7 separate regions of the Mus musculus genome follow, and regions 1, 2, 3, 4, 6 and 7 are each linked to region 5. A link is a loop called in an ENCODE intact Hi-C map of the cell type or tissue named here. Cell type or tissue: left cerebral cortex. All regions are shown on one strand. Region 1 overlaps Thrb (thyroid hormone receptor beta). Region 2 overlaps Thrb (thyroid hormone receptor beta). Region 3 overlaps Thrb (thyroid hormone receptor beta). Region 4 overlaps Thrb (thyroid hormone receptor beta). Region 5 overlaps LOC115488350. Region 6 has its middle 72 kb from the start of Nr1d2. Region 7 has its middle 52 kb from the start of Nr1d2.

Region 1 (4,000 bases), 270 kb before region 5:
AATCATGGATGAGAGTCTCAGCTTACTCCCAGGTAGCTGCCTCTGCTTATATGAGAATTTGTCACTCATGTCTGGGATAAAGAGTGACAGCTTAGAGGGAGATTGGTATAGATTTGATAATGTAGTTTGATGGTGAAGATTAAGAATATCGATTAAGAACAAAAAATGGAAAGGAAACAAGAGAAATACCATCATTCATCAGACTTGTTTAACTTAGTTTCCCAAAGATCGGAAAGTGATAATTCAAAAACTCAGTAGTCCACTGCAGTAACCTTAGGAGAACCACTTCACCACACCTGCCTTAGCTGGCCTTAGGAGGCCCAGAGTCTCCCTCTACTGGTACACACCGAGGCACTTTCTGTGGTTTCTTGATGTTTTTACTGCTTATGGTGAAGAATGCAGAAGACGAATCGAGGTTCTGGTCTATTCTTTAGTGCAGACACCATGTGGAGATTTTTACCCCTCTCTGCCTTGCATGCAACAGGGAGAAAATACAAAATGATAGACTTGCCCAACTTTCTTTTCCTTTGTTTTTCAAAGTGGTAAATTGCCAACGATGTTTATTTTGCTAACTTGGCGCTTATACCACCAGAATGGGAGTGTTAAGGGCTGTGTGCTCCAAGTGAATGAAAACCAGGGTTCTCATTCCCACAAAGGGAGATTCCTGGTGCAGTGGATTGGTCTGGGAGGGAGTGTGTGAGGTGGGGGCACATCAATCATATTTGGAGAAACTGAATGATTGCCTTAGGTGATATTATTAGTATATGAATAACTGACACAAATAATGAAAAAGGCAAAGACAACGATGGAAAAGAGTAACAAATACAAACAGGAAGCTTCATGTGAGTGGCCAATAAACATGTAAAAAATGCTTAACTCCAGGGATAATAAAAATGTAAATAAAGTTATGTCACTCGTAGCAAACAACTTCACACAGAAGGAAACACTAAGCCCACTGTTGTAAGCCCAGGGTATCACTGCAGCAGCCCTGTGCTGGGACCCTCAGTAATAATGATCATAAAGGGAATCAGATAAAGAAAACAAGATGCTGATGAGGTGGAAGGAACAAGCAGCCAGGAGGAAGAAGTGCTGGTGAAATCACAAGGGCTGGTCAGAGTGTGGCTTACATCCCAGGTCCAGGAGTACTACACTGACTGTAATAGTGTGGCTTACATCACAGGCCCAGATGTCTGCACTAATGGTAGTGGTATGGTTTATATCACAGGCCTGGGAAGACCAAGTAACTTTATGCTCATCCTAGTCTCATGAAGTGAGGCTCTACACAAATGCTACAAATCTTGGCTGCTGCAGCCTCAGAAACAGTGTATAGGTTCTTGGTTTGTTAAATAAGGCCAAAAAGCTTTTGCTTTGTTGTTAGGAATGCTAAATGTTCACATCTTAGAACCAATCCCTTTGTGCTGTGAATCATGGCTTTACTCAAAATAAAGCTCATTATGGTATCATAAATGACTAGCTCATTCCCTCAGATTACCTGGAAATAGAGCTTAATTGCCCAACCAATAAAATATCTTATGAAGGTACTTTCTTACCTTCCTCTTTAAGAATTATTCAGTGAGTGATGTCATATAGTCCTAATTTCAGATTAGGCAAGTCAGTGAGATGAAGTTTTGGCAAGACCCAGCTCCAACAGATGATGTTAACTCCAGAAAACAAACACATTTCCATCAAATACATTCAAAATACACATTTCACAAGCTTTGTAGCTAAAAGAGCCTCTACACCACTGCTCCTCAATGTGTGGGTTGTAACCCCTTGGAGGGGGTGGTATTGAACAAACGTTTCACTGGGGTCACATATCAGATATCCCACATGCTAGATATTTGCTATTATCATTTTATATTACTATTCTTAAAAGTAGCAAATTTATAGTTATGAAGTAGCAACAAAAATAATTTTACAGCTGAAGGTCACCACCACGTGAGGAACCGCATTAAAGGGTAGCAGAGTTAGCAAGGTTGAGAACCAGTGCTTTGTATGAAATGCTGGCTTGCTGCTAGGAAGACTCGTCATTCCTAACTCCACTCGTTTAATGCTGGCTGTCTTCTCATAAGAGTTAATTGATGTTCTTTAATGCTTAACAACCATGGTACTTGTTATGCTTTCTGAAGAGAAAGAATGCATACTTGGTTTTTAAATTATGCACCTAGAGTAAGCATGGTTCCAACGGTTTTCGTCTTTACTGTGGTCTCCCTTTAGGCATCCAATGATGCTATGGCTGGAGCCTGCAGTGAAGGGGAGGGAGAAAAAGAACTGCTTCATTTCACACACAAATAAAAGCCTCTACTGTAATGATTTTCTTATCTGAGCCCATTTACACCCACAGCCTATCTATGGAGTAGGCTCTTTTTGTGAATGCAGCTGCCTGAGTCTCTGGAGAAAAAGCATACTGGAAGTTAGGACAATCCCTCCCACTAGGAGGCAGCTCAGCCTGCAAGGTGGAGATCTGGCTTAGTCTCTGTCTAGTAGCAGCCCTGGTTCCTAGCCCAGAGCTTCAGCTTCAGGTTCTGCTCAGCACTGGTGTGAGCTGAAGCTAGAGAAATCCTCCAGGCCTCCTGGGGACTCTACAGAGAAGACCAGCAAAGACAGCCCATCGCCAAAACTGGCCTTCCACCTTCACTAGAAAACAGTCAAGCCTACTTAGTAATGTACAGTTGAAGTCTCTTCATGCTGTAGTGTCAGGATGGGGGGACCCATGACAAGACACTGAATGGATTATAGAAGCAGAATATCTATTTACTACCTTTTATAACCAGAGATCAGATGAATCCTTAATCAATCAACCAACCATGCAACAATCAACCAATATTGCCAATTTTTGTTCTAGAGGCACATGGATGAATGGTCACTACATATCTGCCTCCCACAGCAAGCAAATATTATCCACGTTCACATTAAATATTGCTATTTCTATGTCTCAGGATGTAGGTTCTCTAGAGTCTCTTCCTTTGGGAGCATCTTCATGGGCAACTCATGGTGGAATACAGGGCTATTGCCATGTACCTCACGAGACCATTCGGACTTTCTCCGACAGGAACAGCATCCCTGTTTGCAGTGCTATGACTTGCTGTCTGTTGCCTGTGTGCTTTCACATAGATGTAGGAACAGAGACAGAGATTGTCACACTTTCTGCCCAGGGCTGCCTTTTAGATCCTTGGGCACGTGGAGGCTGTGGCTGAGATGGAGTCACAATAATTTCCCACCTCATGGTTTCTGCATGGAAGTGGGTGACACGAGTGAAGAAGAACCTGACCTTGTTGTCAGTGGAACAGAAGGGGGAGTGGTGTTTTCTGACATGAAGTAACCTGTGGAGAGGGCGTGTAATTCTGAGCCCTTATTCCAACAGTGCAAGCCATTCCGGTTTGCCCAGGTGCTCTATCTTTTGTCAAATCAAGAGTTCAAGCCCTGATGGGTAGGGAGGCAGGGTGCGATGCTTTGTTGATAATGGTTTGATCACAGTTGCTTTGGGTTCTCAGGTGTATTAGAGAATGGACTCTCAAAGGAACTGACTGGCTATTTGGTCCATTCTAGGGTGGGGGAGTGGCATGAACAAATCCCGAAAGCCAGACTGTTTTATGATGTGCAGAGGAGTATGGGCATTCTCCCTGCTGCCATAGCAACTAAGAGGTCAGACATTGGCTTGGAATTAAGCTGGAAGGTAGAGAGTCCTTGCCCTGCTCTGAGAACTCATGGGTTGATTTTGGTCAGCAGACACATTTTGGTCCATGAATCTTTGATAGTTCCGAAGTTAAATGTAGATATTTTAAAATTTGGATGTTTCACTTAAAAATTTACTTTTCCAACATATGTTTCTAATTCAAAATCTGTGGGTGTCCTTGCCTTTGTGCCGTCTTTCCAGTGGTCATTGATAATCAAGGGTGGTTAGCCTCAGGGAGAACCAGAGTGCACTGGGCCTGCTTATACCTAACCTTTTCCACCTTTGGTATTTGCTCAGTGCCTGGACCCTACGTATGCATAGGGA
Region 2 (4,000 bases), 260 kb before region 5:
CTAGGAGCAAGAAAACAACCTTAGTAAAGTTCCTAAAACTGGGAGCAACACCATGGAGTCAGAGCTAACCTCCCTGCTAGTGCTGCTGAGCACCCTTTTCTTCGGTGATAGTAGCTTTTGTAGTGCAGTATCAGCAATATTGTGTCATGTGGTATCATTAAATGGCATTACTGTTATTATACTGTTAATGCTGTACTGCTAGTACTTTAGTAGTACTTAGCATGTTGTATTGTTTGTTACAATGAGCTCTAGATTTATTTTCCCGTGTGTGTGTGTGTGTGTGTGTGTGTGTGTGTGTGTGTGTAACTGAGGTTGATGATAGGGAATACTCTTTGATTACTCTTCTATGTTAAACCCAGAGCTCGTTCAATGGCTAGCACTGCTAACCTGTTTAGGAATCCTGTCTCTGACTTTCAAGGCTGTAATTACTGGCAGAGCACCATGAGCATCTGGCATTGCCTTGGTTACTGGGGATCTGAATTCATGTCCTCATGACTGTGCAGCAAGTGCTTAACCACTGCGCTATCTCCTCAACTCTGAGCTCAAGAATTTCACGGGCGACTTCAGTACTGTATCTCACAACATGTCAGGTATCACTTGTCCCCGAACTTCAGTATCACCTCATCACATGATTCCCTGCGGATGGTCTTCTCCAGAGTCGTGCATGGGTCTGGAGCTCAGCAGTTTTGGGGGGTCACAGGAAAAGGTGACCCAGAGTTAAATCAAGCCAAATGATGCCTGGAAGGGATGAGCAGAGTGAAAGCTTTTGTGAGGTGGAGCATGGAGGCGAAAGTATCAGGTACTGAGTGCTAGCCAGGACAGCTATATTGATGAGAGACTAAGAACCAGCATCACCCAGAACCATCACTTCTGGATATCATGTTTTACCATTCCCATTGTTCATGGGTCAGAGAAGAGTTTGCTTTCTTATAAACTCTCTCAACAAGGCATGAAAACCCAGTTCATGCCTGAAAACCCAGCAGTCAAGAGGCTGAGACAGGAGTATTTCAATGAATCTGAAGCCAGCCTGGACTACACAATGCATTCTGGGCCAACATATTGAGGAATAGTTTATTCAGGGTCTTAATTTTGTAGTTCAGGGTTAGTCTTTAACTTGCAATCCTCCTGCCTCAGTCTTCTGAATGCTTGTTATTACAAGCATGTACCACCATTCCTGGACTGTAGCTAAGAACTTTCATTTGGACCTACTTTTTGCAGAGAGACAAAAGTTCTGAAGTCTCAAGAACTCCAGCTCCAGTGAGGGAGTGCTTCCACTTTATTCTGAACCCTTGATAGGCACCCCTGAAGTGGGTAGTTCTTCTGCTGCAAAGGCCAGCCATCACTTGTCAGACACTCAAGCAACATTGATGACGGCTGACTGTTTAGGCTCCATAAGTTTTGTCCAATGGCAACTCTCAGACAGAAGCAATTTCAGTTCCTGTGCTGGGAATGATGGGAGGCTCAGCCCCACAGCAGGGAAAGGGCTATGGAAGGGCAAAGCTTTCAGGTTTGCAGCAGTCAAGTGTTTTCCTTCAATAAGGCAACAGTGTCTGTGGTTGCAATGAAGATTCACTTGCTGTGGCTAATGGTTGTTCACAAGAAGATGAAGGTGTTAAAGTCTTCCTATATAGCTCAGGTTGGCCTTGAGCTTGTGGTGGTCCCCCTGCCTTTGTCTTCTGAGTGATAAGATTATAAGAATGTACCATCATGATCAACTATCTCATTCTAGGGCTCATCTCTATTATAAGTGATTGTGCATAGTACCAAGTGCTGCATAAGTGCTCCCCCAGTGAGCAAAATCCCCAGACCCTGCTAGACTCTACTCTAACCTGTGCCTATGTCAAATGCTGCCTTTTTCCTTTCCTTGACCTTCCCTTGTTTTCCTGGTCCCTCATAGGCAATGTTTCCATTGCATGTGGGAAGGAGCATGGGTTCTGCTGCTTCTAACAGACAGGGAGACTGAAGAGAGCCAGGAGACCATTTCTATGATGGGATAAGGTCTGTTTCACCAGTTACTGTGTTAAGTGTCCTGAAGCCTGTGGCAGTTGCTCCCATTACATGGTGGAGGGCTTGGGTACAGTCTGATAAAATTTCTATTTCTGCCTTGAGAACTAGGTCAACAGTGTAGAAGTGAAACTCTTGGGGTCAGAGTAGGCTTTTAAACAATCTAAGCAAACAAAGAAGACAGTCATTATAAGACCATCTGCTGCATGAAATGCACCATTGCACAGATTGAAACATGGGACACTTAGTCAAATAACACAGGGATAGAGAAATCAGGGACCAGTTCAAGTTTCTGAGGCTGATTAGGGGGGCACACGCTTGTCACGCACAGCACTCACAGTGCCTCCTCTTCTCACAGACCTTTCTCTACATGGACACTCATCAGGCTCCTTAGGGAGCAGAGAGGTGGGCTAGATAGTGACTCTCAAGGACAAGGACTGTGTAGGCCACCAGTGAGTTGTAGGATCCTCAAACTTCTTTTACTGCCACCAGGTGGTCAGTAGGGAACTGTCCCCCTGCCAAGCCAAGGAGAACTTTAGTAAATAGCAAATGCACAGGACACCAGTGTGGGGGTGGGGTGGGGGTAGTGGGTGGTGGTCTGGAAGCACATTCATCATGTTGGAATTCAATAACTCCAGAGGAATGAAAGTACCACGCAGCTCTGTCAGAAGCCTGTAATTGTGTAATTGTGTAATTGTGGTTAGGTGACTCAAGGAGGCACAAGTGTGAAAAATATCAAACAGGAATGGAAAACAAAGGGCTTGCACAGAGTTTTGTGCTTTATCATTGATTTCTAAAGGTGTTTGATGGTGAAATAAGTAGCTACAAACAGCTCCACTCCTGTCCCCACCTCTAGAGTGCTTTGGAAGAATAGACTGAAGTACCTGAGAGAATTATAATCTCCAGCAAAGAAATCAATCCATATTTGTTCTTATATCATGGATATGGTATTTGCAGATCTGAATGCAGGCTCTGCTATGCCAGAAGCCACTGGGAGCACCTGTAGGTTTTAAACTGAGAGATAAAAATAACATCTTCTTAAGGGGGAAGCAGCCTTGCTCTGAAAATTCCCTGAAGATGAAAAATTTATCCTATGAATACAGTTGTTATCTATTTCTTAAATGTAAAAGGTAAACTGAGGCAGGACTGACTTGCAATATTCCTGTGGGAAGACTTCAGACAGCATGGCTATGGCTACACTTGCCTATAATCCCAACATGCTTGGGGCCAAGGCAGAGAAATCCTGAATTCCAGTCTGGCTTCTACCCCATAGTGAGACTCCATCCCCTCCTGACTCCCCACCCCCTCCAAACAAAAACAGAAACAAAAGCTAGTTATGATATCATTTGAAGAGCAGCTGTAGTATGCAGAAAGCCCTGGGTTCAATCCCTAGTATAACATCTTCAAAAAATATATCTGAAATCTATAGTCTCTGGCCCTTCTACTGGACCCATGTTTGATAGTGCTTGGCGATTTAGTCATTCACTTACTAGCAAATTCATTGGCTCTCGACAAGGTCTTATGTCTCATTGCCTGTTGACTTTCAACAACCTGTTATCTGGATAATTTTCAGTAATGTGTCAAAGTAATTATTAGGTTCAAATTTTTGTTAGTCTACTGGGTTAAATCATGGAAAAAACAAACAAACAAACCTGGAATTCTAAATGGGAATTAGGTTATTATTTTAACACTGAGAGAGTTGTTTAAGGATTAAAAGGGGAAGCTGCAGATGTGTGGATCTGGGATGGGTGGGGCTGGGATGGGTGGAGCTGGGATGAGGATGGGGAGGTAGCTTAGAAGGGAAAGAAGCTTTTGGAAGGTACTTGGAGACATAATTTTCTGTTACTTTTTTCCCTGGATGTTCAAGTTTAGTAAGTGCTGGTTTGATTTTTCTGGTCCTACTGTAAAGCCTGTGTAGAAATGACCTGGGGATGGTGATACCATCAAGAGGCCCTCATGCCTCAGTGCATGGCATTCAGTGCCTCAATATATTTTT
Region 3 (4,000 bases), 250 kb before region 5:
TATAGAAATAGAGTCCAGGGATATGGTATAAAGTAAACACATCTTTATTATTTTTTGTTTTGTTTTGTTTTCTGAGGATAAAATACTTTAACTGATTCATGTGATTAAATCCTTAAATCTCTCTCGTTCTTTTTTAATGGGAAAATGTGCATTATGTTCATTCAATCAGTAAATCTTGTACTTGAGCTGAAGTACATTATCTTAGATCAAGTGCGCCATAACCACATCCTTCCATTACGCCCTTCTCTCTCTCTTTATGCCTGTTTTGTATAGTCGTTTCCCCTGGATTGAAGCACTCCTTCTTGCGGGAGAAGGGTGGGCTCATGAGACTTACAAAATAGACCCAGATGCCCTTCCTTGAGGTGACACCACAGGTGCTAGGGAAGAGGAAGCTGTCTGGTGGAAGAGTCACAATGATAAAGCTTTTGTGAGCTGTCACTCATGTGGGCCTTTCTGTGATGCAGGCACTAAAACATCCTCCCCCACACTGATAACTCTCCCTATTCTGGAGGTGACTCTTATTCCTGCTCTACCCCCACGGGTAACTTCCCTCTTATCACTCATGTTCTAACTGAGTAGATAGATAACTAACTCCTCCCACTCTCCTGGAGTAACCCTCATTACTGTAGGATTCTTCTCATGCATGCTCATGGAGGTAACCCTTATCCATGGTTCTGTAAGTGACTCCAGTAAAATCACTGGCTCACCACGCTGGAGTTGGATGCAATAATTACTTTAGTCTTCTGCTATTTGCCGCATGGCCTGTGTATAATAGACTCCCCAAGAAAGGTAACACAGCAGTGAACTCTTTTTGTAGGGCTACTGATCAATTATTGTGTGCTAGGAACTAGATGTGTAGGGTAAAAGAAAAGTAATACATTATCTATACTTACAGAAAAGACCAGACACCAATCAAACTAATTTGCTTGTCAATGTAGAATTACAGTTATGTTAAGTGCTGTAGAGCAAATACCAAGATGTGGGATTTGACGAGAAGTGGTGAGTGGGGTGTGAGTCCCCAAGGGCCAAGATCAGGATGAGATTGAAGGGCAGGTATGAGCAGCCTGGGCAGAAAGTCTAAGAAGGTAAGTCCCAAGCCTAGACTCTATGACACAGGGAGCCTGGACCACAAAGTGCTGGTCTGATAATCAGAGGCTGTGGCCTCCGAGGAGCTGGGCTGCTGCAGCACATCAGAGCAAGGCCAGGTAGGGACTCTCAGACACAGGCTGTGAGTACCTGGCTACCTGGCTGCCTGGCTGCCTGACTGCCTTGCAGCTGGGGGTATTAAGGCCTCTCAGGGGAGGCAGAAAGCATTCCATGATAGGTGTGAGTCTCCATGGAACAATAACAGCATGATCCACTTGCTGCACAAGGCAGGATTTTATATTTATGGGTAAGTTGAAGGTATGTGCAAAAGAAGTAAGAATGATTACATCTAACCTTCAGAAGTCACTCTGGAGGCTGGCTCAGTGGTTGAGCGTGCATTCTGATCTTGCAGAGGACTGAAGTTGGTTCCCAGTGCCACCAGGTGGCTCCCAACTGCCTCCAGGACCAGCTCCAGGGTATCTGATACCACTTTCTAACCTCCAAGGACATCTAAATTGAATGTGGACATCCAATCTCTCTTCCCAGAGCTCAGGGAGTACACCTAGATGGAAGGGAAGGTGGGGAGGACCTGGAAGGAGCAGAGGAAAGGGAAACTGTAATCAGAGTATACTGTATGAGAAAACCTATGCTTAGTAAAAGGGAAGAAAAGAAAAAGTGAGCTGCTAAGGAAGGACATATGTGCATGGACGTGTCTAGGGGAACAGAGTACTGGGGCCTAAGGATTTAAAGCACAGACGCTAGGGGAGGTGCTTGTGACAGGAAGGAGTGACTTGGGTATTGACTCTGGTAAGAAGTCAGAAGATGGTCACAGGGCCTCCATGACTTTAACAAGTGTTACTTGGTTGTTGGATGGATCATGTCAGAGTCAGTGGGGGATGAGGAGACAGACATGTTGGGGTGGGGTGGGGAGTGGAAGCTGGGGGTCTGATGCAGGAGATGTGTTTTGAAATTTACAGTGGACTTCTACTCTGCTATGAAGAATAAAATCATGTTGTTTGCAGGATAGCAGGAACAAGAGACCATCATGTTGTAGGAACATACCAACCACACAAAGACAAGTGTTTTCCTTCAGATATGGAAGAAAAATGAGTAAGAGTACCAGCATTGTGGAAGGGTCACAGAGAAAACAGGAGAAGGGAAGGCACAGAATAGGGCACGAGGGAGGGTAAACCCTGTCAAAGCACAGCACATGCATGTGTGCAAATGTCATCGTGAAGCAAATGAAAGTTCAGTAAGAGATGAACTTTAAAAGCATCCAAACAAAGTAAACCCTAATGGAAGACTCACTTGGAGGGTTTTAAGAGACAGTGAAAAGGATGATATGTATACATGCGTGTCTATTCACACATACATACTTTTAAAGAGAAAATTATATGTTTATAATATATATTCATCATTCATATACTCACACATATTCTTTCATTATATATATATAATTTTCCTTTAAAGAGGAGGGAGGAAGAGATCCTGGGAAGAGGTCCTTGGAAGAGACCCCATATGGAGGAGACGGTTTGGAGTATAGGAAAAGGGCTGACTCTCCCACTGCAGATGAAGGAGAGGGTTCAGTCATGAGTAGGTTCTGTGAGGTATTTGAGTTTTAAAGGGGTATATGAGGCTATTTGGTAGCCGTAGGGAGGACTGTCAGGTGTACAGAGGACCCTGGTATCTGTAGCTGCATTACAGAAACCAGAAGAATGCATTTAACAGAGACACCTAGTAATCCTGTAGGTCAAGGCTGATGATCCATTAAGCATATTAACTTGGGTCTAGCAACATTCCCCCATGCCAGCAGATCTGTCCAAAGCCTTGGGCAGTGAGTCAGAATCTTACATTGGTTCCATGAATCAGAATGCTTTCTTTGTGCTCATTGGATCACACTGGGCTGGAGATTGGTACCTCTGAGCAGAGCAGAGGGAGAGGAAGAGCTGGGGCCAAGGCTGGACCCTGTAAACCTTGGGGCACAAGGGAAAATTCTAAAAGGGAAGCTAGCCACGCTAGTGACGCCTGAGAGCTGGGGTAGGTGGGCCAAGCCAAGCTGAGGCACAGACACAGGAAAAGGAAGAAAGGTCTGCATTCCCCTGGGTAAGCTGGACTTCCAAACCAAAATAAACTTAGGGGAATGAGAAGGGAGGAAGGGAAGGAACAAACAAGAAAGCTGATTTCCAGCCCGGGTTCTCTGGCAGCTAACAGTTCAACTAGACAAGCTACCCTAAGTGCACCTTGGCTATAATGGAGACCCTCACTGGAAGGTCAGAGCAGCTTTGAGCTCTGAATCACACAGATAATTGTACCTGTCCTATGCAGGGCCACCAGGCTCCTGCATATCTTGAGTGGGGGTTGGTCCAACCACAGAGAGCCCATGGTGGTTCTGAGTGCAGCACTCTAGAGGTTGGACCTAGGCTGGCAGTAAGCCCATTGTTTTATTGAACAGGAGGCAACTCAGGCCTTTGGAGGCCAAAGAAGTAGATGGAGATGACTCTAGCAAACCTAGGTCACTCTGGGGTGATAGCCTTTCACTTCTCCCAAGCTCAAAGCCTTCTTTGCAGTTCAGAGTTGGAAGGAACCCCAGAGATTGCTTGATTCAGCTTATTTTTAGACAGGGAAATGGAAAACGAAATGGCTTGCCCAAGGTCACAGAGCCATTAGTGGAGAAGCTTACACAGCTTCTGGATGCCTTCTTTATATTGCCCAACGAGTGTGAGTAACTGTCCCAGGAGCTTAAAATGTAACTGTCAGGGTAGCTGGTCTTGACAGCGTACCCTCCTGTTGCTACAAGGTGTGACACCATGCCTTAGAACTCTTCCGGTAACAAGACAAGCTGGATTAGATGCTTGATCTCCCAGGCACTTGAGTCACCAGGAACATGACTAGGGAGCACCAGTACTCATCCCAG
Region 4 (4,000 bases), 310 kb before region 5:
GGATTGCAAAGCATAAGGTAATTTGTAGATTATGACTCTGACTTTCAGGGCACTTTGTTACCTTGGTGAATAGGAGCTATATATCATTTGATGTGTCACTGTCTATTTAAGTCACCTGTTCTCTACGAAGATCATGGATTAATTAAGTCTGCCCCTTCATTGACATAAGATATTATTTAAATTCAATTATTGAAAAATTACTTTAAATTGTCTAAGCCCTGGAGGATGGTTTTTTATTATTTTATTTACATTTATTTTATTTTATTTTATTTTATTTTATTTTATTTTATTTCGAGACAGGGTTTCTCTGTATAGCCTTGGCTGTCTTGGAACTCACTCTGTAGACCAGGCTTGTCTTGAACTCAGAAATCTGCCTGTCTCTGCCTCCCAAGTGCTGGAATTAAAGCCGTGCACCACCACTGCCCAGCTCTTTATTTGCATTTCAAATGTTATCCCCTTTCCTGGTTTCCCCTCTGAAAACCCCCTGTCTCACCCCATCCCCGGTCACCATTCCACCCACTCCTGAATACTGGCCCTGGCATTCCCCTATACTGGGGTATAGAATCTTCACAGGACCAAGAGCCTCACCTCCCTTTGATGACCTACTAGGCCATTCTCTGCTACATATACAACTAGAGCCATGAGTCCCACTATGTGTTTTCTTTGCTTGGTGGTTTAGACCCAGGAAGCTCTGGGGGTACTGGTTAGTTTACACTGTTGATCCTCCTATGGAGCTGTAAACCCCTTCAGCTCCTTGGGTACTTTCTCCAGCTCCTTCATTGGGGACCCTGTGCACAGTCCAATGGATGGCTGTGAGCATCTACTTCCATATTTGTCAGGCACTGGCAGAGCCTCTCAGGAGACAGCTATATCAGGCTCCTGTCAGCAAGCTCTTGTTGGCATCCACAATAGTGTCTGGTTTTGGTGGTTGTATATAGGATAGATCCCCAGGTGGGGCAGTCTCTGGATGGTCATTCCTTCAGTCTCTGCTCCATACTTTGTCTCTGCAACTCCTTCCATTGGCATTTTGTTCCTTGGGGGATGGTTTAATAAATGATATTCTAGTTACAAGAAAGAACAATCTAGTGCCAATAAATATCAGTTTTCAGTAAAATATTTAATAGCAAAGGAAAATGCTGATGGTTTATTGGTAAGCATTAAAAGCTGGTCACACATGATATGCCTCATGTGACCCACGTTTGTTAAAAATAGATAAAAGAGACAACTAAAATGTGATAAAATTTGTAATAATGTTTGTCCTTGGTAGCTGAAACAAAAATATTTATATAAATTATTTGTAACCTTATGACTTACTGAAATTTTTATTTCCCTTGCAACACCATATAGAATGTTTAGAAAAGAAAAAAAATGCATTACATTTTTCTTCCCAGGAATCTAAGATTCATCTATTTTTACACCATGAATGTCGCAGATTTACAAAGAAACTGCAGTGGCATCATTACATTGATGCTTTCCTCCCAGCAGCCCCCATGCCTCCTTCCAGAAAGTTCCTGGCTGTTACAGAGGCCCTGCTTTATGGTTACAATGGGTTGCTGAGGTTTAGCTCTGAGGAGTCACCTCCCTATTTGTGACCAACTTTCTGGGCTTGCTGAACTCTGTGATTCTCAACAGAATTTTAGGAGGTTTGTGTGTGCAGAAGGGAGTAGCCTTGGAATAGTTTTAGAGTGGAGGGCGAGTTCCAATCCTGCATTAGGGGGTTTCCAGAAGGGATCTATCACCAAGGAAGTGTTACCAAGGGGGTGAATGTGCATGTTTTCAGGCCCAAAGTGAATCCCCAAGACTGGATTGCCATTGGCTCCAAGGGCTGCAGGAAAGACAGGGTCAGGCATATCCCTGAGAGCCCACTAGGTGGCAGGCCTTTTCTTGCCGTGAGTCCTTGTGAATATCTGCAAGGCTTGGGGGACACTGGTCCAGAGTCAATAGAAGGGACAGTTGAAATACAGATTCTGAGGTCCAGACCAGCCCAACTGGGCCCTCAGGTTCCCCTTTCTCCTTCCCTCTTGTCCTTTTACTAGAAGACTCTATGAGGTCCGTGCTGGCCTCAAACTCACTCTCTCCTGCACTTTCACGGCATATGGAGGGCTGTGGTTACAGAGTGAATCACCACACTCAGCTTAGACTCTCATCTCTACAAGCCTCTGGAAATAGTGTTAGTGCCACTAACCGGTGTGCAACAATGAGCACAGAATAAATCAGCTCTGACTCAGGAAGGGAGAAGGAGGCACAATCTCTGATGCAGAATATGAGGGGTCCCAGGGATCTTCACTTAGCATGATTAAAGCACATAGATGTGCTGCTCAAAAGATTAGCTAGAAACTCCAAAGAAGCTCCAAGCAAAATACATTTTAGAGTATTTTACAGATAAGTCAATGATTTGCAGACTATTTTAAGTAAAAGAACACTAAGAAATCTCAGGCATTAGAGACCAATACATTCCTTTTCTTGCTTAAGACTTTGGCATAGTACTGGCTACATGTGGCTGACCAGGCAAGTCTCACAGCACCAAACTGGTCTGTGTCTGGCTTGGGGAATGGCACTCACTGGTGTTGAATCTGGTTGATGAGAAGACACTGAAAGTTTCTGCAGCTCGTTCTCCATTTCTGACCTTGAACTGGCAGAGAGCAATATGCATCAGTTTGCAGCCCACAAACCACACATGAAAGTATTCTGAGCTAGTTCAGATAGCCTACTAATTTGGGGTGGGGCTTATTGTGTAACTTAGGGAAGCCAGTTTATTGTTTTGAATCACTGACCCCAAGTAAACCTTTGTGTATCAACTCAAGGTCATTTGGTTCTTATGGGAGACATCTGGGGGTGCTTGGAGTGAGATGATTGTGTCCTTTGGCTCAAATGTTCCTTTTCCCACAGTTAGACATCAAGTATAATGTCCTTCACACAGTAGGCCCCAAGCACTAGAAGATGAATGCATGCTAGAGTAGGTCTTTAAGGCTGGTGGCCAGCTAGGAAATAAATGTCCAGTATGAATGGCCATCAGACAATGCTTTCCTTATGGATTCTATAGATGTAGCAGATCATGGAGCAGACAAGAAGAACCAACTCTCAAGGGCAAACATAGGCATCACTCACTGGTGTTCTAATATAGGAGGGAAGTTTACTGTAGTAGATTTTTGGGCTTTGTAACTCAGACCACTTGGGTGTCATTTCCCCACAAAATTTTAAGCCCAGATCCAAGTTAAGCTTGGTGGTATCTCTGGGAACCTCCCAAAGTTTGCCTCTGTTGATTTTCTTTCAACACTAGAATAATGAAAATGCACTCTAATGATTTAGGGAAAGAGCTGGAAGAAGATCTGAGCTTCATAAACAGACCACCTCACTGTCCTCATCTGTTAAAGTCCTTTGGCTGAATTCCTTGCTCAGCAAGTCAAGGGATTTATGTGACATAAGGATGTATAGCCACAGGGGAAAATGGTGGCTGCTATTTAAAGTGCACTATAAGTCAGGTACTATGCTTAATTATTATTATTATTATTATTATTATTACTATTTTTGAGACAGGGTTTCTCTGTATAGCCCTGGCTGTCCTAGAACTCATTCTGTAGACCAGGCTGGCCTCAAACTCAGAAATCCACCTGCCTCTACTTCTCAAGTGCTGGGATTAAAGTCGTGCTCCACCACTGTCCAGCTGTCCTGAATATTTAAGCACAGTATCTTATATAGCTTTATCAACATAACATATATAAGTTTGCTCTAAACATAGTGGAAAGGCTGATGTTCTAGTTCAAATGTGTCAATCTCAAAATGTTGTGTTCTTAGCCCCTGTACTGTAGAATTTTAAATCAGAAGACTAGCTTTTTTAGCCTAAATTCACTATCCTCTTGCCTCAGCATCCTGTGTGCTGGAACTCCCCGTTCTCTCACTTTCAAAATATATTAACAAACAAAAGTTTAACATGTTGAACTCTTTATAACTAAGAACAAAATCTCTCATAAATGATAGGGATGACATTCTGTGCATGAAT
Region 5 (4,000 bases):
TAGCCATGCAAAGTTAATCCCGCCGCGTCACGCCGGCCGGCCGCCCGCCCAAGGCTGCGCCGTGCTCGGCCGAGCCGCAGTCTCCTCCCCGCTCCGCCCCCTCCGCCACGGGGTCCAGTACTGCGCGGGCTCCCGAGCGAGCCCTATTCCCTTGACCTGTCAACTCTCCTCCGGCGCCGACGCTGAGGGGCGCAGCGTGGGTCCCAGGACACCGGCGACCTCTCTGCCGCGACCTGCGCGGGCGGCGAGGTGCAGGGCCGGAGTCTCCGACTCCGGAGGACCCAGCGCGGTAGCCTTACTAGGGACTAGGGTGTCAGCTCCTCCGCCGCTGGCGAACCGCCGACCGTTCTTCCCCTCTGGTCCTCTAGCCTGTTCGATTCTCCCAGCAGCTGCGGCAGGCTCAGGCCACCCTGGCTCCGCCAGAGTATCAGAGACGAAATGGCTTCCGGGCTGTGCTCCCTGCCACTGCCCGAGCAACCCTCCACTCGAGTGCCCTGCGCACCTGCCGCTTATGTGCAAATGTCCCCCGCTACGACTCTGCGGTAACGGCGCCTTGTGCGCCACCCTCCCCCGGGGTCACGTAGCTGCGGGTCTGGTGGACACGCGTCCACCCACCCAACTGCAGGAGCGTGGAGGATCCATTTGAGCCATCATTCTTTTAGTTGAAGAGGTAGGAGTGTGACAGGGGGTGGGGTAGGGTATGAATGACAGGAGATAGAGGGGATCTCCAGGGGCACAACCCTCCTGAGTCGCCCGACAGGCGCGGCAGGTGTCACCGCGCTCCTCCTTCCGCCCCCAAACCACTTGTGGTGCGCTTGGAAACACGGGGCGCTCAGATCCTCCTGTGGCTCTGGACGCTCTGCTCCCCCACACCAATGGGCAATGCCTTGCTTGCCCTAAATGAGAAGTGCCCCCCCCCCCCAACACCTCACTGAGTGTGTTCCGGGTTGGTTCTACAAGTAGGGTTTAAAGGGACACCTCGTTATTTCGCCTCTGTCCTAGAAATATAAGTACAAAACCAGAAGACAAAAATAATCTCCACCCTGGAAGGGTTCTGCACTTGCAAGCATAGCGCTGAAATGTCCATACCTCAAGTTCCGAAGGTCAGGTTGGGAGAAAACAGCGGGCGACAGTGTGCTGTTCCAGATGACCCAGGCAGTCTTCCAGCTACGCCTTGGAGGTAGGTTTTATTGGAAAAACGCAGAGTGCTCAGAGAACTCGCAGCCAATGGGAAGTTAACAATTGCGACAAAACTACTTTGATTAAGGACCGAATACAATTATGTTCTTATGAACACTGTTAAAAAAAAATACCTTGAAAAATCTTTCTTCAACATACTCTTGTAACACGGTATAAAAGGGAATGATGTCTAGATCATTTTAAAGAGTTGTCTAGATTTCCCCACGGGTGATAAGGCCCCCCCGGGGGTGTTATTTGGGCAGTCCACAGGAAAGGAAAAAGAAGAAAGGCCAACACACCTCCTGTCACAGCATTAACAACTGTGGCGAGTCAGAAGCAGGACTCAGGAGAGAAAGCAGCTGCTAGAACGTTGCCTTTCCCCGCGGCCAGCACAGACTCGGCTGCCCTTTGAATTCTTTGTAAGAAATCCGTGTTTTATTCCTCACCCGGAATGAAGCTTCACTAAGAACTTGCCGGCTCTAGAGTGAAGGTTGTTTTGCAGGCGAGTTCCTGGGCTTTGCTCCAAAGCTGCCTTGGGAGGTTTTGGTTGGTTTGGAGGAAAGCTGCAGCTTCTCCTACCCAGTTCCTAACCAGACAGCCCCCTGGTGGCTGCAAGGAAAAGCCTGGCTTGGCCCAGGTCGGGGGGGGGGGGGGGGGGGGGGGAGACTTGTGAACAGCTCTGTAATAAGTTAGAAAGGGGAATTCAAGAGGCCCCTGGGAAACCCGGAATCCCTGGACGTTATACTTCTAGTATAATTCTGAGCTATGTTTTTTCTTAAATTCTTTCTGAAGAAAACCACATACTAAAAATGAACTATAACAACAACATCAAAAGATTACTTTTCTTTGTTCAGATGGTTTTGTCTGATTTCATTTTGCTTGGAAAGTTATGAAATGAGAATCAGTGAAAGTATTAAACGGCTTACAAGACTGGTTGTAACAGTGTTATATAATCGCAACGCTCCAACAGGAAATTTGGTAGGATTCTATTTGAATGGGTATTGAGAGAGCAGAGCTGGTGGGGTGGTGGTAAGGGGTTACCATAAGAATCTGTTACACAACACAGTGTCATGGGAATTCTCAGAGTCATGAGAACTCCTGGGAAAGCAAAAGATATCCTAACCTGGGAGCACAGGGTCTCAGGTGCCATCTTTGCTGGCTTGTGATGCACAGTTGCTTATTTTCAGAACCTAGGATCACAGTTCACCTACACCATCCTCCTGACCAGTCTATGAATTTCAAACTGATGATTCCAGTCAAGGAAGAAAGCCATCTGTTTGTTTCCTAAAGAACTATTAGGCAAGAAAGAGTATGAAACATGAAGCCCAACAAGAGCATGCATGGGTCACAGTGCAACTGGCCATAGATCTTTATTGAACATGGTAAAATGTGTTTTTAAAAATATTCTCTCTTAATTCCTGCATTTGTGAGCACTGCTTATCTTTTTAGCTTTCTTATATGACTACACTTTGTCCCTACCTACTGCGCCTGTGAATCAGAATCCAGTGGGAGAAATAAAGCACAAATTAGAATTGACCAGTTATCAAAGATGGTAGTTATGACAAGGAATGCCATGTGGGATTGGGTGTGGAGTGGGGCCATCCTCTAAGAACTCAGACACAGGAAGTTCTTGAAGGTTTGTGGAGTTGTGGACAGATTTCCTGAGGGGGGTGGAACATTAAATCATTTCATTAACCAAACAGCTTTCTCTGGAGCCTGCTGCTCTGCCCTGAGACCTAGCCCTGGAGAATCTAAATCGTTACGTTCATTATATGAAAGTCCCAGGCATTCTGGCCTAAAATTGTAAACTCCCCCCACCCCCCACAGCCTTTGACAGACCACTTAGGGAAGATGACAGTTTCAAAACCAATGGGTGGCAGTGAGAAAGACACAAAGTCATCTTTTAGTGTCTCTGGGGTACCATTCCAGTGTCCCTCCATAGCTATTGGGATCTGCAGGTGACTTAACTCCATATGTAAAATGGCATAGTATTTGCATGTAACCAACATTTAACTTCTCTGACCTGTGTCTCACCTCTAGATTAAATGCTATGCAAATAGGTATTATACTGTATTAAAGGATTAACATCAAGGGAAGGAGGACTGAACATGCTCAGTATACATGCAGGGTGTCTGGAGTACCTTCAGCCTGGGGTTGAATGACTCCACAGATGGGGACCTCAAAAGGGGAATGGCTGACTATAAACTGCCAAATCAGATCAAGCAAGGAAGCAAAAAGAGCCCAGAAGAGGGAGGGTCCAGTAAGACTGGCTTTAGAAGGTAGCTGAATGCATTATTATTTATTAGCTCCAAATGTGAGAAATGAAGTTAGGAAAAATTGTCAAGGAGGTACAAAATTAAAAGCTACGTCCTGCTTTCTGCATTCTGTCTTTGGGACTGTCATGGCATTTTTATGTGTGTTTTTAATATTCCAAACAAGGACAAAGAAATGGTTTAAATTATCATTGCACACTTGACAATTCATGTGTTTTGCCATGTCTGTAGTGATACAGTTCATGAGGGTTTAACTCACCTGGAGTATTGCACTGAGCAACTATTGCAGATCATATATATGCATGTGTCTTGTCATGCTGGAGCAGTGGGAATGCAGAGCAAAGCACACTCTATTTCACTTCTTGATGTGTGCTTATTTTGCATGCCAGCATTGGACCTTTGGCATAGTACTGTGTGAAAGAGACCTGGAAGGCCCCTTCCTTCTGCATCTTCACTTTCAGGCCATCAGTTAGTGGCAAGTAACCACAAGTAAGGAAGTACATGGAGGCATCCTCAGTTGCTGTTAACTAGGCTCAAAGCTAGTTCTG
Region 6 (4,000 bases), 510 kb before region 5:
CCACTTTTCAGCTTGCCCTGGATCCCCCAACACAGGTCACATATCCTTTCAGATGTCACCATCTTCTCCTCACCCTCCTCTTTATTACCCACTGAGCCCAGTTAGTGTTGCCTGTATACACATGAGTACCGGGGAATCCTCTGGAACACTGGCACCTACCAGAGGCCATACCATCAACTCCTGCCACTCAAACCCCAAAGCACCGACTCCCCCCCCCCCCCAGCTGCTGCCAGTCAGCAGCTTTTTCATTAGGAGGAGGGTGACATTCCCAATCCATGCAGAAATTTGGCTAGCTTGATTTTTTATGCAGGTCTTATGTAGGCAACTACAGTTGCTGTGGGTTCATGAGCACAAAAAGGCAAAACCATGTCCAGAAAGTGTTTTATAGCATATTTACCTCTTTCCCTTTCTCTAGTCCTTAAATCTTTCCATATTCTTTCTACAATGTTGCCCTAGCTTTGGTGGGGATGATTGTAGATGTCCTATTTAGGTCTGAGCATCTAACAAATTATGAGTGTTTGCATTAACTATCACTCACTGCAAATATAAGTATCACTGACCAAGGCTAAGATCAGCATTAGTGTATGCGTGTGAATACAAATATTTAGAAGGCAGTTCACTTAGCAAAACAGTAATAGTGGGTTCTTACAGGGCCCAAGGGTTTTCCTTAGGTTTATAGTTCCAGACATGGATTTCCTCCTATGGAGCAGGTCTCAATTTCAATCAGAAAAAGGTTAGTTAACTTCATAACTATAAGGTGGGAATGGTAGCTTGCAGGGTTAAATGCTGGATAAGAGCATGGATGGCTTTTCCCCCCGTGGCGTGCCTTCTGACACTATGAAACTCACCAGCAGGGAAGAAGTTTCCAGGTCAGTTCTTCTTGGTTTCTCTGTGTTCTGCAACCAATGTATGTGATGCTTGTAGCAATAAGATCTTATTGGTTGCTCTAGTGGGCAACTGAGAATAATGGGAAAGGGAGATTTTCAGTTGATAATCATTTCTGTTCAGGAACAACATTATCTGCTACCACTCATGCAGGGTAGTTCTGGCCAAACTTTCTATATTTAAAATTATATATTTTAACCAGTAAATAAGATAGAAAATTCCACATGGGTTTTCCATGCGTATTTTGTTTTGGTGAATCCCTCCCCTACCCTCCTGTTTTTCTCATACCTCTTCCTCATTCTCACTTAAATCTTTCTGTCATGACGTGCTTTTTCCACTCATAGTGGAAATTCAAACTCAGTTTCTTATGCTGTACAGTTGGCCTTTACTGAGTATCTCCGAAACTTCTGCAGATTAGAAGAGGTGGTCTGATCCAGCCTCCAGAATTAGTCATATTTAAATATTTAGACTATTTAAATTTTCTATTATGCACTTTGTATGCATTTACAATGAGACTGGCTTATATTTTTCCTCTTACACAGTCCCTTTTGGTTTTAGTATCATTATTATGTTAATCTCATATTAAGAGTTTTCAACCTGTATCTGTGAGATAAGCTTCTATATATGGCCTGGAAATTATAACTCTGTAGGGTATAACTCTGTAGGTTTGTAGGTTTGAAATCCTGTGTGACATTGATTCTCTTTTGGAAGTGGTGTGTGTGTGTTGTTCTACTTAAATTTTTAGAAAGCCTTTTCACATTGTAAGATAGATAGCTTTTGTGGTGAAAAATATAACTTTAAATTTTTAAATTTTTATTTAATCTGTATGGGTGTTTTGATGGTATGCATGCCTGTGCTTCACATTCTTGCAATGTCAGTAGAAGCCACAAGAGGGCACCAGATCCCTTCATAATAGACTTACAAATGGTAGTGAGCTGCCCTGTGAATGCTAGGAATCAAACCCTGATCCTCTACAAGTGCTCCTAACCACTGAGCCTTATCTTCAGTTCATGAAACATTAATTAAAAAATCTGAGAGTTTTAAATTGTGTTGCAGTAAGACCTACATTTTTTTTTGAATATGAGTTTTTGTGGCATAAGTAGAAAACCTTATTCCACATGAGCTTGAATTCAAATAGGTTGTAAGGTCAATTGTTTCTTCTTATTCTTATTTACTCTTATTGTTATTGTGCATGTGGAAAAGCATGGGTGTGGAGGTTGAGAAGTTTTCCATTTGCTCTTCCTCTTCCACCATTATGTGGGTCCTGAGGCTGAACAGAGATGGTCCGGTCATACGGTGAGGGCCTCTACTCACCGAGCCTTTCTTATTCCTTTGGTGCAGATATACTTTTAATTGTGTGAAGATTTGGGGGTGAGGCATATAAAAGGCCTTTGCTGAGTTGCTTGCTTGCTTTACTTTTCTTCCTTCTGAAGTCTGGTTGTTGTGGTGGCTACCAAAGCAATTCATGTCATATTAATGTTTGGCAATATTTTCCAGATGATTCAGAGTTATCTTGGAGTCGGAAACTTTGGCTGTATGTATTCTGAATGACTTGGTAGTTCTGAGGCCTTTGTGAGTTTTTGCTTAGGCTGTGCTTGAAGTAGGCACTGCAGACTTGAGGGTGCAAGCCAGTTCTTTAAAAATATTCTTTGAAAATTTCATATGTGTATACAGTGCATTTTAATAAATAATATCTACTCTACTCTCCCCTTCAATGCCTTCCTCTCCTTCCTCATATCTCTCTCCCAGGTCATAATTTTCTTTTAAAAAATAACCCACTAAGTTCAATAAGTTCTACCCATATATGCATGGATGTGGAGATATCCACCAGAGCATGTGCAAACTTACCAGGGGCCACCCTGTCAAAGAAATGTGGCCTTTCCTCTTCAGCAGACATCACCTGCCAAACCTCCTCAGTTAGGGGTGAGATGTTGTTGCTGTGTGCTATGAGTGCCCTGCTCCTGTCATGTGCACAACACAATATGTATTTCACAGCAATCTCCCATAACCTCTTCCGAACCTGTGATGGGAGAAAGAGTGTGATATAGACGTCTCATAGAGGACTGAGCCCTGACTGAGCTCTCAACCTCATGAGTCTCAGTTGAACGGGGTGATTAAAAGTAAACAAATCCTAACACTGCATGAAGTGTAATGCAGAGGTGCAGAGAGGGAAGCAGGCATGGGCTCCTAGTGTGTGCTGTTATACCACAGACTATTCCCCTTGAACCTGGTTAGCTCTGTCATATTTCTTGATGACAGAATACAGTACAGATAACATCACAACTTTGCTTCATATTTTCAATCTCTTTACTCCTTTCCCATACATTCTGAGAAACCTGTTTGCTTTTATTAATATCTTCCCAGCTGCATCTATTGTTCCCTTTATGAACTTCCCAGCTCTAACTGATTCCTTTCCCATCCTTCTTCCAAACTCTCCTAATGGAGCATTAGCATTTCCCATTGGGTGGTAGCTTTGTTTGTTGTCATGTTCTGATAGCTTAATGTTGGAGCATCAGCTGGAGCTTATCTTTCTTTTTTATTGGATATTTTCTTGATTTACATTTATTTATCCCCTTTCCTGGTTTCCCCTCTGAAAACAACTCTCCCCCTATCACCTCCCCCCTCCCCCCTGCTCACCAATCTACCCACTCCTGCTTCCTGGCTGTGGCATTCTCCCAGACTGGGGCATAGAGCCTTCATAGGACAAAGGGCCTCTCCTCTCGTTGATGCCCGACTAGGCCATCCTCTGCTGCATATGTAGCCTGTAGCCAGAGAGCCGTGAGTCCCACCATGTGTGCTCTTTGGTTGGTGGTTTAGTCCCTGGGAGCTCTGGGATATTGGCTAGTTCATATTGTTGTTCCTCCTATGGGGCTGCAAACTTCTTCAGCTCCTTGGGTCCTTTCTCTAACTCCTCCATTGGGGATTCTGTGCTCAGTCCAATGGATGGCTGTGAACATCAACCTCTATATTTGTGAGGCACTGGTAGAGCCTCTCAGGAGAGAGCTATATCAGACTCCTGTCAGCAAGCACTTGTTGGCATCCACAACAGTGTCTGGGTTTGTTGGTTGTAAACGGGATGGATTCCCCAGATAAGGCAGTCTCTAGATGGTCATTT
Region 7 (4,000 bases), 530 kb before region 5:
ACAGTGTCACAATCCTAACAGAAAAGCTGATGTTCTCTTAAAGGCCAGTCTGATCCAGAGATATCCATGAGGCACCACCATAGTAAGAAAAAGCCATTCAAATTCTCACTGGTATCTGTTCCTTTCCATTTTAACAGAAATAATGAAGATTTGAAGTCTTTAGGAATGGCATCAAGACTGTTCTGCCATGGCTGAGGGGATGGATCACTTTAAGAGCACTGGCTATTCTTCCAGAAGACAGAATCTAGCATCCACATGGCAGCTCATGATAACCCATAACTTCAGTGGGAATGTACAGGCACTGTACACACATATATTACCATATATGTGTGTACATATAAACATATAGGCGAAACACTCATAAAACAAGCATAATTCTAAAAAAAAATTAAATGAAAAAGAAGTGTTATACTAGGGTTGGGAAGATGGATCAGTGGTTAAAGTACTTACCATGCCAGCAAGAGTGCTGTGGTTCAGATCCTCAGAACCCGCGGAAGGCAAAGACAGGGGATTACCCCACAGCAAGCTTGTTAGCAGACACTAGGTGAGCTCTGGGTTTGCTGGAACGACCCTGCCTCAAATGATAATGTAGAGGAGAGATCGAAAACAACCCTGATATTTCACCTTGGCTTCTGCATACAGACAAGCACACTCACATACATTTACCGCACACACATGCACACTAATCCTAGCACCAGGGAGGAAAGGCCATCCTGGGGCATATAACAAGACTTTCCTCAAAACAAAACCAAACAGCACACCTGCCAGAAATGGTCGGACATGCCCGTAATGCAGCACTCAGGAGGCTGAGGCAAGAGATCATCAAGATCTGGGCTACTTATTTATAATAGCCAGAAGCTGGAAAGAAACCAGATGTCCCTCAACAGAGGAATGGATACAGAAAATGTGGTACATTTACACAATGGAGTACTCCTCAGCTATTAAACAATGAATTCATGAAATTCTTAGGCAAATCTGGAGGATATCATCCTGTGTAAGGTAACCCAATCACAAAAGATCACACATGATATGCACTCACTGATAAGTGGATATTAACACAGAAACTTAGAATACCCAAGATACAATTTGCAAAACACATGAAACTCAAGATGAAGGAAGACCAAAGTGTGGATACTTCACTCCTTCTTAGAATGGGGAAGAAAATACCCATGGAAGGAGTTACAGAGACAAAGTTCACAGCTGAGACTGAAGGAAGGACCATCCAGAGAATGCCCCGCCTGGGGATCCGTCCCATATACAACCACCAAACCCAGACACTATTGCAGATGCCAACAAGAGCTCGCTGACAGGACCCTGATATAGCTCTCCCTTGTGAGGCTCTGCCAGTGCCTGACAAATACAGAAGTGGATGCTCACAGTCATCTATTGGATGGAATACAGGGCCTCTAATGAAGGAGCTAGAGAAAGTACCCAAGGAGCTAAAGGGGTCTGCAACCCTATAGGAGGAACAACAATATGAACTAACCAGTACTCCCCAGAGCTGTGTCTCTAGTTGCATATATAGCAGAGGATGGCCTAGTCGGCCATCAATGGGAGGAGAGGCCCTTGGTCTTGTGAAGATCATATGCCCCAGTACAGGGGAATGCCAGGGCCTGGAAGCGGGAGTGGGTGGTTTGGGGAGCAGGGCAGGGGGAGGGTATATGGGGCTTTGGGGAAATGTAAATGAAGAAAATATCTAATAATAATAAAAAAAGATCTGGGCTACATCAGGATATCCTGTATCAAGGAGTCAAAGGCAGTGTTACCTGCTAATTCTCAGTTTACCATAAGGCGGCGCTATAGCACCAGGGATTTCATCGCAAGTTACAATTCAGAGAAATGAGGCAAGTTACAATTCAGAGAAATGAGGCCCGTTTTCTGGTTAATGTTTGTTTTTTCAGGCTCAAAAGGAAAACTGTTTAAAAAAAATAAGCAGTTTATCAGACATTGAGACAAAGACGTCGAGGGGAAAGACAAACTGTTGCTTCAAGGACAGCAAAAAAAAAAAAAAAAAAAAAAAAAAAAGTTCCTGCGCAAGTAAAAGCTGAGCCGCCTGTAAGCATAGTTTAAAAACAAAACAAAACAACAAAAGCAAAACTTCAGAGGAGGAGAAAATCAAAAGGTTGAAAATCAGAGGGAACCAGAGGACCATGAAGACCATCCACAGGCCTTGTTGGAGCTGCGGATCAGCGGGAACAATCTAGGGAGTGAGCTGGGAATGAGGAGATTGACCTTGCTGGACACTTAGGTTGCTTGCTGGTTAGTCCCAAGTGCTGCACAAGCCACACGTAGGTCTGACCTGGGCTGGCTTTGAACTCGAGATCCTGGCAATTGCCCCAGCATTGCCTGCAAGTGAAGTGAGAATGAGACAGATGAATTGGGATTTTAGTTAAAGAGGTTGGGGCTGTTTTGACAGCCTAATTAAGTTATTTACAGCAGAAATGGTTGTATTTAGAGAGTGTCATTTGTGTTAGCTTACTGAGGGTTATAGCGATGTACCAAAGGCAAGACTTTACTCTTGCACTTGATTGTAAAAACAGCTTTTCTTCAGAATTTTTTTTTATTAAAAATAATTTATTTTTAATTGTGTGTGTTGTGAATGTACAGGTGAGTGCAGAGGTCAGAAGGTGGAGATGGACTTATAAGTTCTTGTGAGCCTGAAGTTGGTGCTAGGAACCCATCTTGGGTCCTTGGAAAAAGAGCAGCCTGTGCTACTGACCAGATTAAAAATAGATAAATGTGGGAAAGTTCTGGAGAGGGGGCTGGAGAGATGGCCCAGCAAACTGCAGAGTGCTGGGTCATAGGTCTTCTATATTCAGGATTCTTGGTGTGTGTGTGTGTGTGTGTGTGTGTGTGTGTGTGTGTGTGTGTGTGTGTGTGGTGTGCTGTCCCATGGTGGTTGTTTACATTATTCATCTTCTCACTTACATCTTTTCTATGACCATGTCAACTGTGATGATTGGTAATGTACAGGAGAGTCTAGCAGGGGCATGCAGTTACTGGCACACTCTTGATGGAAAGTTGGTCTTCCTCAGGTTGGGGAAGAGAGCAAACAGCTTTAGGAGGAACACACATGGAGCAGTGAGGGAAGAGAGGCCTAACCAGACAGATCAGCTGAAGCAACAGCTGGGTGATGGATGTCTTGGAATAGCTGTCGAAACCCCAGGTAGAGAACACGTAGCCAGCTACTCTTCTGTCTCCATTCTTTATCACACTGAGGTTATAGAGCTATATCTAACCGTGCTGGCTTTGCTTAGTGCTGGGTTTGAACTCAGCTCCTGATGATTCCACAGCAAGAGCTCTTACTCACTGAGGCATTGCCCTAATCTCCCAATTATTAAGCTTTTAATGTAAAAACTTCCAAACTCGCAGAGAGGGAATTCTCATGTTACCAGCCCACTCCTATTTTTCCCATTCCTCTCTTCTTCTTTCCTTCCCTCTTTCCCTTCCTTCCTCCTTTCCTTCCTTCCTTCCTTCTTTTTTTCTTTCTGTCATAGCAACTCTCATTTTTATTTTAAATATATAAAGACACTTCATTTTATTCTATGACAATAAAGAATCTCTTAATGATGTTGTTTAGTAAGTAAAAGCTTACAAACGGAATATTTTCCAGGTTGCCAGACTTTTGATTTTATGGACCCTCATGTTAGTGCTTTTTGACCAAGTTTCTTCTTTGTCTTGTTCTGATTCTTTTTTTCGATGATGTTTGTAGAACATGATTTTAATATTTTCAACTCTTAATAGTCAATAGACAGAATAATTGTTTTAAGATATATTTTGTTGTTATGTCTCCATTTTCATTTCTGATTTTATTAGTTTGGATACTGTCCCTGTGCCCTTTAGTTAGTCTGGCTAAGGGTTTATCTATTTTGTTGATTTTCTCAAAGAACTAGCTCCTGCCTTTGTTCATTCGTTGATAGTTCTTTTTGTTTCTATTTGGCTGATTTCAGCCTTGAGTTTGATTATTTCCTGTTGTGTCCGGCCAGCAGACCACAACCTG

The links. Hi-C counts contacts between places; a loop is a spot of excess contacts. Peaks named below come from ENCODE experiments on the same cell type or tissue, not always from the same donor. Only the 100,000 strongest peaks of a DNase experiment are listed, where the experiment ranks them.
Region 1: a loop joins it to region 5, with 5 times the contacts of the local background. A loop is called at or near these places in 17 of 42 quality-filtered maps.
Region 2: it touches region 5 in a loop (3-fold over the local background); 17 of 42 quality-filtered maps call a loop at or near these places.
Region 3: it touches region 5 in a loop (4-fold over the local background); 10 of 42 quality-filtered maps call a loop at or near these places.
Region 4: it touches region 5 in a loop (3.0-fold over the local background); 14 of 42 quality-filtered maps call a loop at or near these places.
Region 6: it touches region 5 in a loop (2.4-fold over the local background); 18 of 42 quality-filtered maps call a loop at or near these places.
Region 7: it touches region 5 in a loop (3-fold over the local background); 5 of 42 quality-filtered maps call a loop at or near these places.

Annotation. Positions count from the first base shown.
Region 1 is chr14:17,926,119-17,930,118 of GRCm38, reverse strand. The region is part of intron 3 of Thrb (thyroid hormone receptor beta); the gene reads right to left. Among named protein-coding and RNA genes, the nearest start is that of Thrb, 270 kb to the right of the region's middle. In left cerebral cortex, CTCF peaks have their summits at 316 (motif pointing left) and 2,424; a DNase peak (open chromatin) is centred at 2,434.
Region 2 is chr14:17,919,020-17,923,019 of GRCm38, reverse strand. The region is part of intron 2 of Thrb (thyroid hormone receptor beta); the gene reads right to left. Among named protein-coding and RNA genes, the nearest start is that of Thrb, 260 kb to the right of the region's middle. In left cerebral cortex, a CTCF peak has its summit at 2,487 (motif pointing left); no DNase peak of the experiment used is centred here.
Region 3 is chr14:17,902,282-17,906,281 of GRCm38, reverse strand. All of the region lies in intron 2 of Thrb (thyroid hormone receptor beta), which reads right to left. Among named protein-coding and RNA genes, the nearest start is that of Thrb, 240 kb to the right of the region's middle. In left cerebral cortex, a CTCF peak has its summit at 1,518; a DNase peak (open chromatin) is centred at 1,515.
Region 4 is chr14:17,965,416-17,969,415 of GRCm38, reverse strand. All of the region lies in intron 4 of Thrb (thyroid hormone receptor beta), which reads right to left. Among named protein-coding and RNA genes, the nearest start is that of Nr1d2, 270 kb to the left of the region's middle. In left cerebral cortex, a CTCF peak has its summit at 1,867 (motif pointing right); DNase peaks (open chromatin) are centred at 1,880 and 2,106.
Region 5 is chr14:17,656,934-17,660,933 of GRCm38, reverse strand. LOC115488350 reads left to right here. Exons shown (of 3, transcript XM_030248233.1): 2 at 1-670; 3 at 1,003-1,018. The coding sequence ends at 646. It also overlaps a transcript of Thrb not described here. Among named protein-coding and RNA genes, the nearest start is that of Thrb, 2.0 kb to the left of the region's middle. In left cerebral cortex, a CTCF peak has its summit at 1,767 (motif pointing left); DNase peaks (open chromatin) are centred at 697, 1,095, 1,696, 2,239 and 2 more places; H3K4me3 peaks cover 1,766 bases; H3K27ac peaks cover 2,143 bases.
Region 6 is chr14:18,165,016-18,169,015 of GRCm38, reverse strand. No RefSeq gene overlaps it. Among named protein-coding and RNA genes, the nearest start is that of Nr1d2, 72 kb to the left of the region's middle. In left cerebral cortex, a CTCF peak has its summit at 1,763 (motif pointing right); a DNase peak (open chromatin) is centred at 1,784.
Region 7 is chr14:18,185,030-18,189,029 of GRCm38, reverse strand. No RefSeq gene overlaps it. Among named protein-coding and RNA genes, the nearest start is that of Nr1d2, 52 kb to the left of the region's middle. In left cerebral cortex, a CTCF peak has its summit at 1,786; a DNase peak (open chromatin) is centred at 1,797.